2 separate regions of the Homo sapiens genome follow, and region 1 is linked to region 2. A link is an interaction called in ENCODE POLR2A ChIA-PET data of the cell type or tissue named here. Cell type or tissue: endothelial cell of umbilical vein. All regions are shown on one strand. Links, peaks and the distances in the headings refer to the core of each region. The heading gives the core; the rest is flanking DNA.

Evidence for each region. Peaks named below come from ENCODE experiments on the same cell type or tissue, not always from the same donor. Only the 100,000 strongest peaks of a DNase experiment are listed, where the experiment ranks them.
Region 1: POLR2A ChIA-PET joins it to region 2 with 8 read pairs; 6 of 35 experiments call an interaction of 5 or more read pairs at or near these places.

What each region holds. Positions count from the first base shown.
Region 1 is chr12:110,299,586-110,302,506 of GRCh38, reverse strand. The region is part of intron 5 of ATP2A2 (ATPase sarcoplasmic/endoplasmic reticulum Ca2+ transporting 2); the gene reads right to left. Among named protein-coding and RNA genes, the nearest start is that of ATP2A2, 20 kb to the right of the region's middle. In endothelial cell of umbilical vein, for the core only: no CTCF peak of the experiment used is centred there; no DNase peak of the experiment used is centred there; H3K27ac peaks cover 1,137 bases.
Region 2 is chr12:110,189,673-110,192,593 of GRCh38, reverse strand. It overlaps IFT81 (intraflagellar transport 81), which reads right to left. Exons shown (of 19, transcript NM_014055.4): 13 at 1,546-1,674. Among named protein-coding and RNA genes, the nearest start is that of IFT81, 67 kb to the right of the region's middle. In endothelial cell of umbilical vein, for the core only: no CTCF peak of the experiment used is centred there; no DNase peak of the experiment used is centred there.

The DNA.
Region 1 (2,921 bases), core at 181-2,680, 110 kb before region 2:
TGGGGGAAGAGCTGGGGAAAAAAAGTGGTAAATAACTACCAGAATCAGCACTATCTATGAAGGATTCAGAAACAGGTGAAAGGAAAATGGATTTAAATTTGTACTCCACTTTATAGTAGTAGTATATTCACCTAAGGGATTTAAACTCAGGTTTTTTTTGAATATTAAATTCATTGTCTTTTGAATATTCAAATAAAGGGAATGGTTGCCAGGGGCCAGGGAAGAGGGGAACTGGAAGTCAGTGTTTAAGGTGTACATTTCAGTTAGGGAAGATAAAAGTTCTGGATGGTGACAGTCCCAAAACAATGTGAATGTACTTAATGCCACAGAACTGCACGCTTAAAAATGGTTAAAATGGGTAAGTTTATAATATGTATACTTTACCACAATATAAATAAGGAAAATCCCATTAGACTGAAAATCTTAAGTCACATACACTATAGATCAAACATTATTTGTCCTTTCTAAACTATCAAATGCAACAACAAAACTATATTACAATATAGAAAATGAAATTTCAGTGTGAGAAAGCGAGATAGGTCAGGGTAATAATCAAAGCTTCACCACCATAAGATCAGTGCATTGAGCAAATTAATAAACTCTATAAAATTTGCCTAACCTTCCAAAAAAAGGTGACTTTGGTGGTACTGAAAACTGAAAAAAAGGCCTGGATGTCTGCAACATGAAGGAGCAGCACAAGATGAAATCATAGAAGAAAGCAGGAGGTACATACACACAATGCAAGTTTATCAGGTCAGAGAATTTTGTATTTTAAGTGCAATGGGGAAGTCCCTTAAGGGTTTTTTAGCAGATGAATAAATAACACAACCTTTAAGAAACCACTCTGGCACTTGTGTGGAGAATGGACTGGAGGAAGACAACAAAGGAAGCCAGAGCCTAGTTAGGAGATGATGACAGCTGCGGTGTGAGATGATGGCTAGACTAGTGTGCTGACCAAGGAAACGGAGTTCACGAACTTGGGTGTGTTCTGGAGACAGAATCAGTGGCCTTACGGACAAATCAGAGGATAAGAGGGGGGAAAAAATCAAGATGACTTCCAAGTTTCTCACAGTTAATTAGGTTAGAGTGTCTTACAAAAGACGGGAAGGACTGGCAAGAATCAGGATTCAAAGATACAGAGAAACCAGAATCACCAACTGAAGAGAAGCTGGCTTTTGTCTCTTTCTTCAAAAAGGATGGTGCTTTGAGGTATCACAGTTGTAGTTTCCTCTGAAGCTGTCTACCATTGCCATCTACTGATGCAAACTAAGGATAAAGGCTTTGGGGGTAATTTCTCTAAGGCTTCAAGTAGACTCAACACACTAAAACAGCCCAACAAGGCAGAGCACAGTGGCTCACACCTGTAAATCCCAGAACTTTGGGAGGCCAAGGCAAGAGGATCACTTGAGGCCAGGAGTTTGAGACCAGCCTAGGCAACATAGCTAGACTCTGTCTCTATTTTTTTAAAAAAATTAAACAAGAAGAAGCTGGAGAAACTGTAAGCATAAAATCAAACAGAATCTCATACACATATTTAGGTGATGTCATCTACAACCTCACCCACCACATATATTTGTGGAAAAACAATCTCCTTTCCAATGTTTCCTTCTGTAGGTAGTAGAGTACCATCATCACACCCAGTCACGTAAACTAGAAATCTTGCCAGTATCTTTGATTTACACACTCTCCTATCTATTATCAAAATCTGTTGCTTTGAGCCAGGTACAGTGGCTCACACCTGTAATTACAACACTTTGGAAGGCCAAGGCAGGAGGAGGAGGATCGCTTGAGCCCAGAAGTTCAAGACCAGCCTGGACAACAAAGCAAGACCCCATCTTTACTTTAAAAAAAAAAAAAAAAAAAGGCCGGGCATGGTGGCTCACACCTGTAAGTAATCCCAGCACTTTGGGAGGCTGAGGCGGGAGGATCACGAGGTCATCCTGGCTAACACAGTGAAACCCTGTCTCTACTAAAAATACAAAAAATTAGCTGGGAGTGTTGGTGGGCACCTGCAGTCACAGCTACTGGGGAGGCTGAGGCAGGAGAATGGCGTAAACCTGGGAGGCGAAGCTTGCAGTGGGCCGCAATCGTGCCACTGCACTCCAGCCTGGGCGACAGTTCAAGATTCCGTCTTTAAAAAAAAAAAAAAAAAAAAGCTGGGCATGGTGTCATGTGCCTGTATTACCAGCTACTCAGGAGGCTGAGGCAGGAGGACCCCCTTGAAGCCAAGGAGTTCGAGGTCGCAGTGATCACACTACTCCACTGTAGCCTGGACAAGAGAGCAAGCCCCTGTCTCCAAGTTAAAAAAAAAAAAAAAAAAAAGAGAGAGCGAGAAAGAAGGAAAAGAGGGAGGACAGAAGGAGGGGAGGGGAGGGGAGGGGAGGGGAGGGAAAGGGGGAGGAAGGAAGGAAGGACAGACGGACGGACAGACTGACGGAAGGAGCTGCTTTAGGCCGTGCGTGGTGGCTCACTCCTGTAATCCCAGCACTTTGGGAGGCTGAGGCGGGCGGACCACCTGAGGTCGGGAGTTCGAGATCAGCCTGACCAACATGGAGAAACCCCACATCTACTAAAAATACAAAATTAGCTGGGCATGATGGCGCATGCCTGTAATCCCAGCTACTTGGGAGGCTGAGGCAGGACTGCCTGAGCCCAGGAGTTTGAGAGACAAGCCTGAGCAACATGGCAAGACCCATCTCTACAAAAAAAATACAAAACTTAGCCAGGTACATGGTGGCTCATGCCTGTGATCCCAGTTTTTCAGGAGACTGAGGTGGGAGAATCACTTGAGCCCAGGAGGTCAATGCTGCAGTGAGCCGTGATGGTGCCATTGCACTCCAGCCTGGGCAACAAGAGCGAAACTCCATCTCAAAACAAAACAAAACAAATCTGCTGTTTTGTAACTAAGTCAGAGGCTCACT
Region 2 (2,921 bases), core at 266-2,765:
ACACCTAAAAAAGAATTCAAAAAAAGAAAAATACTACATGCATAAAGATATTAATTTCAGTGTTAAATGTAAGAGCAAAAAACTGCAAATTACTTCAGTCCCAAACAACAGAGAAGTGCTTTAGAAAATCCTGATTCCTCAGCAAGATGGAATACTATACTATTTAATCATTCAAAACGTCAGTTCTCAAGACTGTAAACCATTACGGGAAAATCTTTATAATTTAACATTGAATAAATATATTAAAAAATTGCCCTATACAACTATAATCATGATGTATTATTTATGTAGGCATATAAAATATACATAAATATAGATGGAGTGATATTCAAAATACTACAGTATAGTCCAAATAGCATAAGTAATGATCCATCAGAATGGACACCAATCAGAGAGATGAATGGGGTCTTTTTTTTTTTTTTTGAGACAGAGTCTTGCTTGGTTGCCCAGGCTGAAGTGCAATGGTGTGATCTCAGCTCACTGCAACCTCTGCTTCCCAGGTTAAAGTGATTCTCATGCCTCAGCCTCCTGAGAAGCTGGAACTACAGGAGTGCGACACCACGCCCGGCTGATTTTTGTATTTTTAGTAGAGACGGGATTTCACCATGTTGGCCAGGCTGGTCTCGAACTCCTGACCTCAAGTGATCCTCCCGCCTCGGCCTCCCAAAGTGCTGGGATTACAGGTGTGAGCCACCGTGCCTGGCCTGAACAGGGTCTTACATGCTAACCTTTTTAGGAGTTAGATTGTGATGAGATCCAGAGGGTTCTGGGGGAATGGCCAATGTGGACAAGACAACTGGAGGGGGGTACTCTGAGGGTTTGGGGCGGCTATTTACCAACAAGTAATATAAGATATCAACATTTTAATGCCTGGTGAAAGTGTACTAGTGCAATCTGATTGAATACAAGTCCTGAAAATGGAAAGATTCTAAGAACATACACAACAATGAAATAATTCTATTAGGGTGGTATGACCTGGGAAAATTTATTTTTCTTCTTAAATATTTCTTTAATGTTATATAACTTTTGCACATTAAAAAAACAGAAAATGCATAAACTATTAGAATTTGAACAACCTTACTAGAATGAAAAAAATTCAAAAGAGATTGATAAAGACAGATGAGACCGGGTGTAGTGGCTCACGCCTGTAATCCCAGCACTTTGGGAGGCTGAGGCAGGTGGATCACTTGAGGTCGGGAGGTAGAGACCAGCCTGCCCAACATGGTGAAACCCTGTCTCTACTAAAAATACAAAAATTAGCCGGGCATGGTGGCACACACCTGTAGTCCCAGCTACTTGGGAGGCTGAGGCATGAGAATCACTTGAACCCCAGAGGTGGATGTTACAGTGAGCCAAATTCATGCCACTGCACTCTAGCCTGGGCAATAGAGTGAGACTCTGCCTCAAAAAGAAAAAAAAAAAAAAGATGAAAGAATGTAATGTGCAGAAATTAACAGGTGAATGTTTCACTGAAAATAAAACTAACACAAAACACCTGCCTTCTAGCTACACAATAAAAGAAAATTTAAATAAAAGTATCATCACCATTTCAGACATATCATCCAATGTTCGTCCTTTCATTTCATCAACTTCACTCTTCAGTGCAGATACTCTTTCTAGCTCTTCTTGGGTGTAACTATATCCAGATATACCCTTTTTCTCCTCCATAGTTTGCTATAAGTAAAAAATAAAAAGGCCACAAAACATGTCAAAATCTTGCTGGCTCCCATAAGAAATGTACAAATTTCATACATAACAAAAAATTGTAAATAGAATTAATTAGTTTAGAATCCTAAAGGACAATCTTCATTGACTTCAATTATTATTTCATTCAATTACATGCCTTTGTATATTATAAACCTATGGTATCTTCAGGTACATAGGAAGTATTTCTAATCGTAGACTTTATAATAATGTTATGTACTCAGCACAGAACCTAAAACATAGGGTACATTCAATAAACATTTGATGAAAGAATGAATTCTCAAATGATATGTTCACTCATCCAATATTTATTATATATGTAAATGTGCCAATCACAGTTCTAGGCACCAGGTATACGGCAGTGAATAGAACAGGAAAAAAAAAATCCCTTCCCTCACAGAGCTTACTACTAGTGGGAATAAATAAGCAATATGTAAATAAGTAAATAAATAAATATAGTATAACCAGAAGGTGGTTAGAGAAGATGATCCAGAGAAGATGATCCTGAGAAGATGACATCTGAGCAAAGCCCCGTAGGAAGTGAGGGAATCAGCAAGTGCAAAAGCTGGGAGCAAACTTGACCAGTTCAAGAAACAGTAAGGAGGTGCAGTGAGAATAAGGTGGGGGTGAAGGAGGGGTTACATGGGGTTCAGCTGGTTTGCTAGGTCTCAGTGTACATCTATTGTCCCTTGCACTCTCAAGAAGTATCCTACTTTAGATAATAAGTTGTATTGTTATCTTATTTTTAAGCTGATGAAAGAGCTTTGTTTTCTTTAAAATGAGATAGGCAGCTGTTGAAAGGTTCAGAGTTAAGGCAATTTTAAAATGATCACTTTAACATCTGTGCTGAGATCAGGCTAGGTAGGAGCAGGGAGGCCAATTAGAAGACCGTCTCAATAGTTCAAGTTAAAGAAAATGGTAGCATGAATCAGGGTGGTGGTGACAGAAATAATGAGAAATGGTTCTGTGTATATTTTGAAGGCAGATCAAACAAGATAATGCGACAAATTAGATGTAGGGATGTGAACGCAAGTAAAGGATAAAGAATGAGTTCAAGGTTTCTGACTTGAGAGACTAACAGGATGAAGTTTCCATTTGTTGAGAGGAAGAAGAATGGGGAAGACTAGTTTAAGGAGGTGGTGCAGATCAGAAGTTTATTTTTGGACATGTTAAAAATTTGAAATATATATTAGATATCCAAATGGAAAGGTCAAGAT